Regions from separate parts of the Mus musculus genome. Here region 1 is linked to region 2. The links are chromatin contacts, found by Hi-C in ENCODE. All regions are on one chromosome and are shown on one strand. The core of a region is the stretch at or near the end of the contact, and the rest is flanking DNA. Distances in the headings are between cores, read along the strand shown. Region 1 holds the start of Vps13a (vacuolar protein sorting 13A). Region 2 overlaps Gnaq (guanine nucleotide binding protein, alpha q polypeptide).

Region 1 (7,556 bases), core at 1,177-3,676, 410 kb after region 2:
CAGACTTTAACCAAATCCTATCATTTCACTTCTCATAAAGTTACATATTTACTTACCACTCACAATCCCACTGCTAGGCATTTACTCCAAAGAAATAATTTATGTTCACACTAACACCTGATGCACCTTGCCCTTTAACTGCCAAAAAGGAAATACTGCAAAGATGGCAAACCTGTGTCTATAACAAGCCCTAACGTCCTGCATACATCACCTTGTCCTGCCATTCCCGTGCTTCTGAGCAGGACAAGGTGATGTATGCAGGACGTGAATGACGCATGGACGACTTCTCTGCATTCTGTTAAGAAGCCTGACTCAAGCCGCTACACAGAAGCTGAGTGTGATGGCACAGGCCTTTAACCCCAGCACTCAGGAACCAAAGCAAGAAGATTCTAAGTTCCAGGCCAGCCTGGGCTACATAGTGAAACTGGATCTCAAAAAGAAAAAAGCTACAAAGCCAAAGGATTCAGTTTATAACACTCTTAAAAATAAAAGCAAACCAGCAGACTGTGAACAGATAAGTAACTGCCACTCGAGGAAGAATCAATTACAAAGAAAAGAAGTGGGAATTTCCTAGGCTTATAATCTTTTTGTATCATTATTGAGATAGTTGAAACATTCTTAAGGTTTATTAAAACAAAACTATTCACAAGACTCAACTTTATTCTAGGTAAACTTTAAATACATAAATTTGGTGAATTATAGTTTACACAGCCTGCACCTTAAATGTACAAAACATTTCACTACAAATCAAACCACTGTTCAAGTAACGTTTTCTTGTTCATTTTATTGTTTTCATCTGTATGTATGAGTGTTTTGCCTGTGTGTATGTCTGTGCACTACACGCTTGTGTGCAGTGGCCCCTAGAGCCAGAAGAGAAAGGCAGATGCCCTGGGACAGATGATTGTAAGCTGTCATGTGGACACCAGGCTTGGATCCAAGTCATCTGGAAAGGTAGCCAGCGCTTTTCACCACTGAGCCATCTCTCCAGGTACCAGCTCAGATATTCTTCCAGGCTTTTTTTCTGAGCTACAGAGTTTTGTTATCCTCACTCTGCAACTGAGAAGCAGCGCAGACTAAGCAACTTGCAAGTACCTGATCTCAAAGAGGCTGTGCTAGCTCTTACAGATCAATTGCCCACGTTATCGTGGAAGAAGGTACCTAGCTACATTGAGGGCTTGTTTGTTTAATAAAACTAAATTACTTGTTTTCATTATTTCAAAAATGAGAAGGCTCAAGATAAACGAGAACTTTTAGAAAGTTTTAAGTAAGTACATTATCAGAGAATGCACACACTATTTACACAAATAATTAACCCTAACTTTGGCCTGGAACGTTCATTTCAAAAAAGGCCTCTACTTGCTAATAGCTACTTAAAATAAACAAGAGTCTAATGCAATACAGATGGAAACACTAAAAATAAGACACTGTATTAGGTAAATCATTGCAGTGAAGGGGTAGATGCAGCCCTTCCCATCTAAGCAACAGAGAGGAGTGCTCATCACGTCTTCGTCAGGTCCGAGAAACGGAAAGCCCAAATTACATTTTGACCGTCTGTTTTCCTGCATTTTCTTTTCGTTCTTTAAAAAAACAAAAAACTCAGGTCTTACAAACACCCACATTCCCACCTGGTCAGGCTGCGACCTGAAAACCTAAGTAACTCTGAGATACTCTGAAAGGGGCTTTCCTTTCCTTTTATTCCCCCTGTCATTTGCCTGTCCCAGCTAAGCAACACCCAAGTCCAAGTTCAGTGGCCGGACCGGAACTCGCCTAGAAAGCACGGTGAAGTGGGGCAGGGAAGGGACGAAGGGTGTCTTCGCGGACGGCGCCTGGTCTTCACGTGCAAGTCGGCGTGCGACTCCCCGTGGGCTCGCCGGAGCCTTCCTGACAGCCCGGGGCCAAACTGCCAGGGATGCCTCCCTTGCCCAGCGGAGGCCAAGGGTCACCAGCACCCGGCCCCACCGGGACGCGAGGCTTCAGCCAGCGCCTCCCCCAACCTCACGGCTCGCGCCGCCCGCCCGCCCGCCCGGGAACCGCCGCCCCGCTTTACATAACTTGAAGGGCGAGGCGGGCAGCTGCAGGTGGCGGCGCCGGGCTGGCCAAGGACCGAAGCCACGAGAAACCGCGCCGCCGTCTCCCGCGACCCTGGAGCGGCGACCCCGTTACCTTTCCAAATGCCCAGGGAGAGCTGGGACTCGTCCAGGTTCACCACATAGTCTCCCAGGAACCGGTTCAACACTTCCACGACCACCGACTCGAATACCATTTTTTTTCCTCTCTGCCGCGGAGGGCACCGCGGCACTACCCGGGCTGCTCCTCCCTCGAGACGGCTCGGCTTACCGGCTCCCGGCCCGCTCCAGCTACGGTGCGGGTGCTGCCGGGTCCCCTCAACCCGACCGCGAGCCCCACAGAAGGAAGGTAGCCGCTCGCACCACGCGTGCGCAGCTCGGGCTGCGCGTGGGGGCGTGACCGACGCGGAACTGGAGGCGCGGCCGGGAGCGAGAGTGAAGGACGGCGGCTGCGCAGCCGCGGGCCCGCCCTTGCCCGCGAGCGGACCGCCGGGCCTCTCCCGCCGGCCGCGCCTCCTATCCGTCGCTTAGCAACAGAACACCAGTCGAGCGCTGGAGACCCCGCCCCGGAATGATTCTCCTTTTTACCCGCAGCGAACTTTCTCTAGGAGGCGGGGCGTGATGATAACCGACAGGAACGCCGCTTCCGAAAGAGAAAACTAAGATCGCGGGATCCAAAGAGTGGAGAGTGTACAGCTTGGTGCGAGGTTGCGGGAAGTTTCCTGAGGCAGTTTCCCAGGACGCTTTTCCCCCATTATTACCAGTTGTGAGGTTCGGCCAGCCTTGGTGCTTGGGTACTTCCTGACGTTCTCCCTTCTCCTGGCAAGGATGCGAACTGGCCCTTCAGTTGCCTTCCCTTACTTCCTCAGCTACTAATCTGTGCTGAGGAGGGGCGAGGGAGAGTAAAGTTGGGAGATAAATTCCAAGTTCTTAATGTGCAACTGCTCTTGGCACCTTTTTCCGGTCAAATCATTTATGTGAAAGCCGCCAGTCATGTTAAAGAGTAGCACGTTTGAGTCAGTCCGGAGACAGCAGAGAGCCTGCCAAGAACCAAGAAAGACACCTCTGAGCCTTAGTGGCCAAGCTAAAATAAGTAGTGTCTCCGCTCCACGCTTGGACTTAGAGAAAATTGGTCCCAAAGTCCTGAGGTCACAAGACAGAGGTGCAACTTACAGAACCGACATTAATCCTCTGAGGATTTCAGAGGCAGCAGTACACTTTCAACTTTCTCTTCGCAAGGCACATCCTGATTTGGCACTGAGTGTATTTTGTGCATAGTCATCAAGTATCTCAAATTTATTTCAGAAAAAAAAAAGAGCAAAAATAGTGTAAACTTTTTTAAGCTTTTAAAGAATATATTAGCATATATTTTACAAAATAATGGGTTTCATTATAACATCTTGATAAATGTGTATATTTTGGTCGTTTATTACCCATGACTCTTTCTTGTCCTATTGACTGATTCCTTCTTCCCAAATAGGACCCCTTCTGTTTTCATGGATTTTTCTATCAAGATTCTAAACCTTCATCCATGTTGGTTTTTTTTAATGAGTTTTTATTTAGCACAATTTTAAATTTCATTTGTGTGTGTGTATAAGTGTTTTCTACATCCGTACCTGGTACCCTCAGGAATAGCTCTCTGGTTATTGGCGTTACAGGAGGTTGTGAGCCTCCATGTGGGTGGGTGCTGGCAACGGAGTTCAGGTCCTCTGAAGCAAATGCTATTAGGCAGTGTCGTCTCTTGAGCCTATTCTAAAATTTGATCCCAGAGAAGATATAAAACACTGGACTGCTTCTCCTATGGTCCCCAAGGACAAACGCAGATATGATTCCATCAAAGTTCACGTTGGAGAACCAATGAGTTTGTTGGGCTTCCTTAAAGAGCATATCTGAGGACTTCGTTATGGGAGTGTGGGTGTGGGAAGTACTTACCCAACAGGGATGAAGGCTTCTCCATTGTAGCTTCATAGACAGAACCCACTCTTCTAGTCTTCCCCATCCACAACCCCAGTTTGTCAGTCCTCAAACTGTGGGTATCCACAAGGGTCCTGAATAAGCCTTTCACAGGGGTCGTCTAAGACCATTGGAAAAAGAAAGATATTTGTATTACAATTCATAGCAGTGGCAAGATTAGAGTTGTGAAGTAGCAACAAAAATAACTTTATGGTTAGGAGTCACCATTACATGAGGAACTGTGTTAAAGGGTCTCAGCAATAAGAAAGTTGAGAACCACCGTTCTAGTCCCTCCCTGAGGCCATGTGCAATTCAAGCACAGTCACATACCACAGGTGATAGTACAGCAAGGTACGCTCCTCCACCAGCTGAGACAAGCCTTTTACAAGGGGCTACAGCTGAACAAGATGGAGGACACCTGGCTAGGAGGACAGTCACAGCAAGGTCTGAGGATGTTTGCTGCATGTTGTGTGATTGTTCTGAGACACATCTTCCTGAACTCTGTACATGGAGTTGACCTCAAACTCGTGGAGATGTATGTTCCTGCCTCTACCTCTCAAATGCTGGGAATAAAGGCTATTGTCACCACACCTGGCTTATTTGACATAGTTTCACATAGTTTTTCTTTTGAAGGGCCTTTATGGAGTTTCTAAGTCAACTTCATGATCTCAGGGACACTGAGGTATTAGGAATTTTTCCAAAGTCAAAAACGAAATTGGACTTCCTGATTCATCATATTTGAGAATATTCACATATTTCTCAATAATAATAATAATAATAACTTGTTTTGACTTATTGCTTCTATTTTTAAATGAAAGAAAACAAAGCTTGTTGGAAGGACAAGCAAAGGAGAAAATTCTTAAAGAATCTTACAGCCAATATTGATGGTAATATAAGTAAACACAATCTTTGTAAATGCCAGCCTGTAAGTTCCAACAAGCTGATCCATCTGTGTGTGCATATGTTAGTGTATACATACTTACATGTATGTAAGTGTATGAATTTTGCCTTAGCAATCCTTCCAGAGATTTAAGCTAAGAAAAGAATTTTTAAAAATTAAAACCTATTCTTATAAGAACATTTATTAAACCTTTGCTTAAAGAAGCAAACTTAAATATTCATTAGTAGAGAAGCTAGGCAAATTAACATATACATGCATACACTAGGTTAACAATGCAGGAATTAAAATGAAAACAAAGATTTATAAAATGAGAGGTTATCGCTCTTATCTTGGGAGAAAGGACTAAATTGTTGTGAATTGTCAGCTAATTTTGACTGTACAGAATATACAAAAGTCTGGGAATATATTCACCAAATGTTAACCACAGCTATCTCTAGATGATAAGGCTTTTGACAGTGTCTATTTTCTATGCATTTTTTTTTTGAAGATGAAGACATACACAGACACAGTCCAAACCTCACTGGGCAACTCATATGGAATTGGATTTGAACGCTCAAAAGTCTGCCTAAAAACTTGATCTGAGCAACACATAAATGCAAAGATAAATCTTGTTCAACAGCACTAACAGCTGGGGAAAGGAAATCAGAGCTGCAGTCATACATGTGAATTTTTCCCTTATTTAACCCAGCAGTAAAGCTTTTAAAAATAGTTATGATCTCCAAATGCTGGTGAAACTATTGAGAACCAGGGTCATTCATATACTAAAAATGAGAATGTGAAATGCTATAGCCTCTCTGAAAAAGTTAGATCATGTCTGCAAAATCTAAGCAAACAATGTCCATGCAAACTAGCAATTATAAGCCAAGACATTTATCAAAAAAAAAAAAAAAAAGTGAAGGCAACTGAAGTGGGTCAATGAAGAGTGAGGAAGATAAGCCATCCATCGGAAGTACCAAAACTCATTCTGATTGTCTGGTAGCAAAGAGCACAATGTTCAGTAGCCCACTGTGAACTGAACGCACGATCGATCCTGACTAACCTTGTTCATTCGCTCTAACCAGCCTCCACATCTGCGTCAATATTAATTTATCCGGATGAGAGATCTTTCAGAAATGAACTCTCTGCTGACTTGCACTTTTGAATATTGACAGAAATCTCAATTTCCTTTCCCTGTTCATGTTCCTTCCTCGGTGATAATTTAAGGGGGAAAAGTCTACAGCACGTGGAAGTAGCTTTTGTCCTTTATACGGAATTCATGTGCAATGTCAGCCATAAAAATAAATTCATAATTATAAACAGTGCTATTGATATATTTGAACCTAATGAATACTGTTAATGTGTTTTGATGGGAAGATTTAGTTCAAAGATCAGTTATTAAGCAATATCTACAAATGTCTAGAACTCCTCATTGTTGATAAGACATAAAAGTACTTCCTAAGGAACACGTACAGATTTCCAGAATCTCTGCCTGAAAGTAATACGCTGTTGCTGCTCAGGAGAACCATAATTAACTATTTATACTATTCTCAAATTATCTAGTCTCCTTTTTATATCTAAGGAGATTCTGAGTCAGATACACTAATTTGGTTTCATTAAATGTTAAATTAGACATCAGTTACCAATTCAAACTGCTGCAGATCTTCTTCCCTCCAGGAAGTTAGAAGAGCACCATCTAGTGGCATGTTGTAGAAAACTCGAAGTTTCTACTTCGAATTGAAGCAATCACCTTTGAAACAATAATAGTAATAGTAATAATGATGATAATAATAATAAAATTATTACTAACATAATTTTAATAGGGTCCAATTATGTATCCTTGGCTGACAGTGATTTGCCTCCTGAATTTGGGGAATCTTTATTTGTTTAGTTTGTACCACCAATCCTGGCTATCATCACCAATTTAAACTTCCCTTTTAAATGCTGGTGGTATACACAACTTCTTATTTTTTATAAAATAACTTTGAGATATCTTTTAAACTAAACTTCAAATTAGAAGGTCAACATTAGTAATATTATTTTATGACATTTTGATTAATTTTTACTGCTTTTTTTTTCTCCCTTGAATCATTATGTTTCTTATGTAGAATTAAGGAAAGACTTAGTTGGTTGCAACTTTGTGAAAATAAATATAAATTTGGTTTCACAGTTTTGCTTCAAATATTGTATGGTTATCAGATTAATTTCTAAACAAAATTTTAATTCTTTACTTGTTATGTTAGACACTTGCACTTTTTTGAGGTTCAATAGAAATTATAAGGTCCTTCCATAGCCATGCTTATACTAAATTGGGGGAGAAAACCTCAAATCATTTTCACTAAAAAGAATAAGAGAAGCATACCCACTCTCCCCATGGGTATTCAACAGATTATATATTTACAGATTTAGTCCTCTAAACAGCTTCGGTGAAGTAGCTGGATATAAAATTAACTCAAGTCAATGGCCTTTCTCTACACAAAGAATAAACAGGCTGAGAAAGAAATTAGGGAAACAACACCCTTCACAATAGTCACAAATAATATAAAATACCTTGGCGTGACTCTAACTAAGGAAGTGAAAGATCTGTATGATAAGAACTTCAAGTCTCTGGAGAAAGAAATTAAAGAAGATCTCAGAAGATGGAAAGATCTCCCATGCTC
Region 2 (6,800 bases), core at 2,019-4,518:
GCCACTGCAACACCACAGATTTTAGGAATTTCTGGACATCTTCCCACCCCCCACCCCACCCCACCCCCATCAGTGTAGCTCTGCCAGAGGGAGATGCAGTAACAAACATAGCCAAGCTTTTATCCTTAATACTCAAAGGAGGAAAGATACTCAGCAAGACTGCTCATGCATGCTGCATTTGTGGGGCTTTACACTGTCTTTGGAGTCGTTGCCTCAGTTGATCTGGTAGACAGTAGATTGAAGGGAAACAAACACCTAAGGGATGGATGGCCTCATGGCTCCTTGTTGTAGAATTGGGTTTTTAAATGAGTCTGTTTGATGTGCTGCAGATGATAATGATCTTGCTTCAGATTTTACACTGTCATGAGTTTTTACATACAGCAGTGAAGTAAATAATTTGATTTTGCTCTTTTAAAATAGTAAACCTTATTGGTTTTCCTGAAGACTTTAGTTCCAGTAGGTCCACTGCCACTGGAAGAGATGGCCACTCCCATGAGCACATGGGCAGCACAAACTGGACTTTCTGGATTATTAAAAACAAATACTGCAGGGTTGTAGGGGGTCACGTAGAGAAATGCAGGTGAATGTGGAAGGAATTAAAGAAGGAATAGAGAGTGGATATAATCAAAATACATTGTATGAAATTCTCAAAGAATTAATATAAGTATTTTAAAAGAAATATGAAAATGAAAAGAAATATGAAAAGAAATAACAAAGTCTGTGGTAGCAGTTAGAAGTTAAGGCTGATGCTTAAGATGTTGTCTTGGATTTCCAAAGCATAAAATCCTCTTATTTTGATGACCTTGTTTTCCAGTTTCCTAAATAGAATGGTACAGATTAAAAAACGGTACCTTGTGTGGTATTTCTGTCATGGGCAGTTCATGAAGGACACCTGTGACCAAGCAGACAATGAGTGTGTGGCTGGCGAATGCCCTAACCTCTGAAGGTCAGGGTTAATGACTTCTTTAAAGTGTTGTAAACTATTTTAGCCTTTTGCTGAGCAATCTGCTTCATGAGCATCCTCCTGTGTACATTCTGTCTGTGCATCTGCTTGTCTGTCTGACCTCGTTTAGAGTGTTCTAATGGAAAGGACTAGAAACCTCACATCCATGTGTTTCCGGCATCAGGAGGTGACACTGTGGACCACTTACCCTCCATGGTTTCCAGATACTGGGAGGCCTCACTATAGCCTAGAAGCTTCCTGTCGGCTTCTCTTGCTTCTGACAACAGACCCCAGCTGTAAACAACTCACAGATGACCGGCAGCCCTCAGGCAGGAGGGGATCTGATTTTCTACACGTTTGTTTCTTCAGCATCTTGTAGGAACAAGCACTACTTGAGAATTTATATGAGTGCCTGACAGTGGTGGCGCTCGCCTTTAATCCTAGCACCTGGGAAGCAGAGGCAGGCGGATTTCTGAGTTCAAGGCCAGCCTGGTCTACAGAGTGAGTTCCAAGACAACCCCCCCCCAAAAAAAGAAGAATTTATATGATTTATCATGCTACTAAAATTGGCAAAATATCAAGGAGGCAGGTAACTTATGCCACAGTCCAGCCTTGACCTGACTCGGGCAGCAAGTGATTGAAGGAACACAGAAAAGCTAAGATCCCGGGACCTGGTCATCTGGTCTCTCAGGTGGGGAGGCTGCAGTGCTCAGAAGTGCTGTTCATGACACACAGCTGAACAGGATGCAGGGTTATTGCATGCAGTTGAACATGGAAGCTATTCTTCATAGGAGCAATCTTGAGGCCACAAACATCCAGGAGGAGAAAGCTGCAGTGGAGAATTTCTCCCCCTGCTGTCTATATTCTCCCTCAGACACAAGAAAGGCTCTGTCATTCCTCTGAACACCACCACATGGGGATGAGTCATGGGGTGACCTGGCCACGCCATGGCAACAAGCATGCACCCAGGACTCTGCTTCCTCCCTATAGATTGTGTCATCTGAAAGAGTTAAGGATCCTGTTGTCAGCTTGGTCTGGTTTGGTAGTTTGGTTTGTGAGAAAGAGCGTGTGTGTATTGGTGACAGAGCAGTGAGGTGGAAAGGCTGTTGAAAGTGTTGTTCCAAGCTTAGTTTTGTTGCCTGGACAGCGAGAAGCACCAGCGTGTTGACGAGGAATCGGAAAATGCAGCCTTTGCCCATGAGCAGCAGAGCTCCACTGGACAGACGTGAGATGCCGTTGGGTTAGGCCCTTCAGGAACTTTTTATGCAGACGTGGACCAGACTCTAGCCTGTGGAAAACCGGCTTTCAAGGGGACTAGGGCCCTGTGAACATGCCCTGGCCTGTTCCTGGATATTGCACCTGAGTGGTTAGTTACAACAGGACCCCTAGTGTTGGAGCCATACAGATGTGTGTGTTCTTCATAGAGCCTACCATGTTTGCACCATGCTTGTCCCCAGTATACACTGCAGATAAGGAGAAAATGGCCTCTGTAACCCAAACAGAGGCTTTTCTTCTTTAGTGCACAGGTTCTTGGAGTCAGAAGCCCTGGGGAATGGTGCACTTGGAGCATGGCCCCTTCAGGTTCTGGAGCTTGTGTTTCCTCTGCTTCACATTCACACTTCACAGCCTTTCATTCTGTCAAGCTTCAACCCAAAGTCGCCCTTGATCCTGGTCTGACTGATTCCCATCACATCCTTCCTTCATCCATGTGAGCCGTGAGTCCTGTAGTGGTATAGCTGCCTGCAGTTCCAGGCAGGGGCTGTTACCAGCACAGTGGATCCAGCCGGAAACAGGTGGAAGACCCAGAGGCCCAGAGAAGTGTGGGAAAAGCCACGGAACCTGGGCCTGAAGGATTAGAAGTTGGAGCTCCTATGGGTCAGTGGGTCAACAGAGTGCACTGTAAGCTGGCAGTGACACGGGATCTCTATATGGAGGAGAACATTTGTGAAGAGGCTCGGATTAGGTTGGTCTGTGAATCAGGCAGTGTCAAGCTGTGAGTGTCAGGCTAGGACTAGTACTTTATTTAGCCTGCGGCTAGCAGTCATGTATTAGGAGAAAACATTACAGAGCATTACAGTGATGAGGGGTAAGAACTATCCTTGTGGCCTTAAGCAGGGCTCAACCAAGGAATGAGATTTCTGGCCACACTCTCTTGCTGCAATGACAGACAGGCAGGGCCAGGACTAGGAGTAGACAGCTGTGGCTGACTACTACAGTGTGGGCTGGGAACTTCCTTTTTCCATGTCTGCATGGTGGCTTCATAGAGTCTAGACATCTGTGGCCAAGCACATGGCCTTTCTCTGTGACCCCGAAAGGAAGAAAGAGCAGGCACACCCCCACCCTAGCAGGTGGCTTCCGTCTCTTGTGCCCCGTTCCAGCATTCAAAGCTACACAGCTGAGTTCAGAAGTACTAGCTGAAGGGAAAGTGATAGAAAGGCTCCTTGGGGCTAGGTGGAGGCCATGGCAACTAGTTAGCGCAGAATATTGTCCACCACAGTGAAGCCTGTACTGGGTCCTCTTTGATCCTCTTGGGCAGTTTCTATTAAAAACCTAAGAAGAGGCTGTGAGACTGTGTGCCACCCCCGCCCCTGCCCAGCCTGCTTTGTCTTAGGAGTGAGCAGGCACTCAGTGCTTCCCTCATTGTCCACACTGCATTTCTCCTTGACCCTCCTGTCCTTACAAACTACAGAGAGGAAGAGCTGTGTGCTTCCTCGGACACACTGCTCCATCCATTGGGACATTGGATGGAGAAAGAGGAACAGAGAAGATGCTGCAGCGAGCAGAAAGAGCAGGCAGGCTTCTCTTTACCATGGAACTGAACCAGTCTTTTCTTAACGGCGAGGGAGGCTTAGTCTTACTAAAAAGGACAAAGCTTTTTTCTTACAGATTTGGGTTTGATTCATTTAGCAATTAAAGGGCAGACATTTTTCTCTATGCTTACTTTTTATTCAGAATAACTGAGTGCTTTCTGCACTGGCGCCTGGGCTTTTGCTTCATATGCATATGTAAGTACGGATGTATGTGTGTAAGCATGTAAATTGATTAGATAGACTGTTGGGCCCAACAGATAAGTATGAATGTGTATATATGAATATATGTGAGTTTATTCATATTTTTTGTATAAAGGATTTTCCTCCTGCAAGCCTGACTCTCTTCTCTTGGTTCAATAAAAATTTATTGCTCTAAACCTCCAGTCCTGCCTGACAAGTGAGAGGCGAGGCTTCTGGGCAAGAGAGGAAAAAGCCCTAGTGATTAACCCTTTCCTTAGCCCCTTGCTATTAGGCTACAGTGGAATCTCCCAAGCCAGCAGTTTTTAACCTCAGAATAAGCAAGAAAGGTTTTAGGATTTTAAAGAAGCTATCAACAAGCATTCAGTATAGTCAGAGAGGTAGAAGGCCAGAGACCATCAGTCTTTAAAGCTACCTCTATATCCAATGCTGTGTGCAGCTTCAAACCATTTCAGGCCAGGCAGGCCCCCAACATGGAGAAAAGTGGGCCCCAGCACTGAAAGGTCAAAGAGGGTGCAGTGGGTTGAGGAAGGAGCAGTGCCCCTAGGTGAGAGATTACCTTAGAAAAGTTCTAAAAAGCTACACTGTGGCTTTTTAGAGAAGCCCTGTCTAATGGGTGAATATAGCCCTTTGTGTGGGTTAAGCCCACTTGTTAGAAAGACTCACTCTGTCCTTCCAGTTTTCCAGAATGGGCTGCTAGGGACGAGCCTGAACTGCGTCTTTTCTGGTTTGCATCCCTTCAAGGCAAGCAGTTAGACCCTGGACAGGGAGCACAAGGTGCCTCCTGCCTCTATGGTTAAATTCAAGTGTGAACTGAGCCCCAAGTCCCACACCAATCCTACAGGGGGTTGCTAGGGCAATCTCTCCAGCCCAGCACTGGGTCCCTGAAATGACCTGCTTGGGGACATTGGGAGCCCTTACTTCTAATGGAAATAAAAGGGGGGAAAATCTGTCAGACTATGCTCTGTAGATTTCTTTCTTTTTTTAATTATATATTTTCTTTATTTACATTTCAAATGTTAACCCTTTTCCTAGTTTCCCCTCTGAAAACCCCTTCCCCCTATCCCCTCCTCCCACCCCCTGCTTCCCAACCCACCCACTCCCACTTCCTGGCCCTAGCTTTCCCCTGTACTGAGGCATAGAGCCTTCACAGGACCAAGGGCCTCTCCCATTAGTGACCGACTAGGCCATTCTCTGCTACATATGCAGCTAGAGCAATGAGTCCCACCATGTGTTTTCTTTGGTTGGTGGTTTAGTCCCAGGGAGTTCTGGGGCTACTGGTTAGTTCAGGGAACAAAATACCCATGGAAGGAGTTACAGAGACAAAGTACGGAGCAGAGACGAAAGGATGGACCATCCAGAGACTGCCCCACCTGGGAATCCATCCCATAGAGAATCACCAAACCCAGACACTATTGCGGACACAAACAAGAGCTTGCTGACAGGAGCCTGATACAGTTGTCTCCTGAGAGACTCTGCCAATGCCTGACAAATACAGAAATGGATGCTTACAGCCATCCATTGGACAAAGCACAGGGTTCCCAATGAAGGAGCCAGAGAAAGGACCCAAGGAGCTGAAGGGGTTTGCAGTCCCATAGGAGGAGCAACAATATGGTGCCCTTTTTCTCATCTTGCTTTCTCCTCCTGCTCTGATGCTGTAATGCCATGCAGTGTAATCGTCCCTAAGTTTTTGTACCTTTTCTAGGTACATAAAAAGATGGTTTTTCCAAGCATCTTTTTTTTTCTTTTTCTTTTTTACAAAAGTCCACTAAAAGTTCAAACATAAATTGAATGAGAAGTTTATAACAGATGTTTACATTTGCTCCCATAAAGACTAGACATTCATTATCTGTCACAAGGTTCATAGGTTCATGGAGAATTTTTTAAAAAATCATAATTTTTGTGACTAAGTTATTATTGAAGTTTTGTGTAGATAAATCCAGTCAATATTTTATCTCTGTGCTTGCACCTACAATAAATCCTTAGTCCCCTTCATGAGCTTTGGTTAATTGTTTTACAGCCTCTTGGAATGTGTTCTAAGTTGTGATTGCCTGCCTGCTATCTCAGAAACAATTAACTCGCAACACGTGGAGACTGGCAGAGTTCTCACCGAAGCATTCCTATCACAGAGAAGTCTAGTAGCAGTCTGGTTGTAAAGGGCTTAATAATTGCTAGTACAGTTCTAGGAATTCTTATAGGATCATCATCTATTTGTCTCTATCATCACAGTAAAATAGTACATCTTCGTGGACCTGCAGAAATCTGCCCAAAAGGGTGGGCTAATACCTAGTGATTGTTTTATATTTAATAATAACAGGGAAAGCATACTAATAGCCGGACTCTTTCCTAAAATGTAGTCCCTCAGCCTTGTCTAGAAGGGCTCCCTCATCGTAGTTTACAGTCCCTGTGGAACCCTCACAGGAAGATCACCTGCTACTTTTTAGGCTCTCCTAGATGTCTTCTGTCTTCCCTAGTCTTGAAATTTTCAATCCATAAAACCTAAGTTTCCGTAAAGTCCTGTGACTCAGAGACTATAAACTGCAGGTGTTAAAATGTAAGCGAGGCACAGTAGCACATGCTTATAATCCCAGCACTCGGGAAGCTGGAGCAGGAAGCTTCTGAGTTTGAAGCCAACATGTACTTCACAGCAGCAGTACTGTCTCAAAAAAGTAACAAAGTAGAGTTTACCACTGGCTGTGTTGATCTGTAAAAGGCATGTAGACAGTAAAATGCATTTAAGGGCATGCGTGTCCTTTATGTGAGAGATAAGTAAATGTATGTGCTGAAACTGTTCCTTACGCATGAAGTAACGACTCACCCATGTTTATCTAAAATTGTGAGATTTGGCT

What was found. A loop is a pair of places that touch in the nucleus more often than their neighbours do.
Region 1: a loop to region 2 is called in a map of T-helper 17 cell, with 4 times the contacts of the local background. The contact joins the promoter of Vps13a here to the enhancer-like site in region 2. A Hi-C loop is called at or near these places in 3 of 37 maps with a recorded cell type or tissue (T-helper 17 cell, left cerebral cortex and v-Abl transformed pro-B cells).

The regions. Positions count from the first base shown.
Region 1 is chr19:16,778,507-16,786,062 of GRCm38, forward strand. It overlaps Vps13a (vacuolar protein sorting 13A), which reads right to left and starts at 2,427. Exons shown (of 72, transcript NM_173028.4): 1 at 2,164-2,427. The coding sequence starts at 2,263.
Region 2 is chr19:16,370,048-16,376,847 of GRCm38, forward strand. All of the region lies in intron 5 of Gnaq (guanine nucleotide binding protein, alpha q polypeptide), which reads left to right. Among named protein-coding and RNA genes, the nearest start is that of Mir496b, 58 kb to the left of the region's middle. Within about 2 kb of position 3,269, at least 1 of the 3 ENCODE cell types and tissues checked has a DNase peak (open chromatin) inside an H3K27ac peak, as active enhancers do.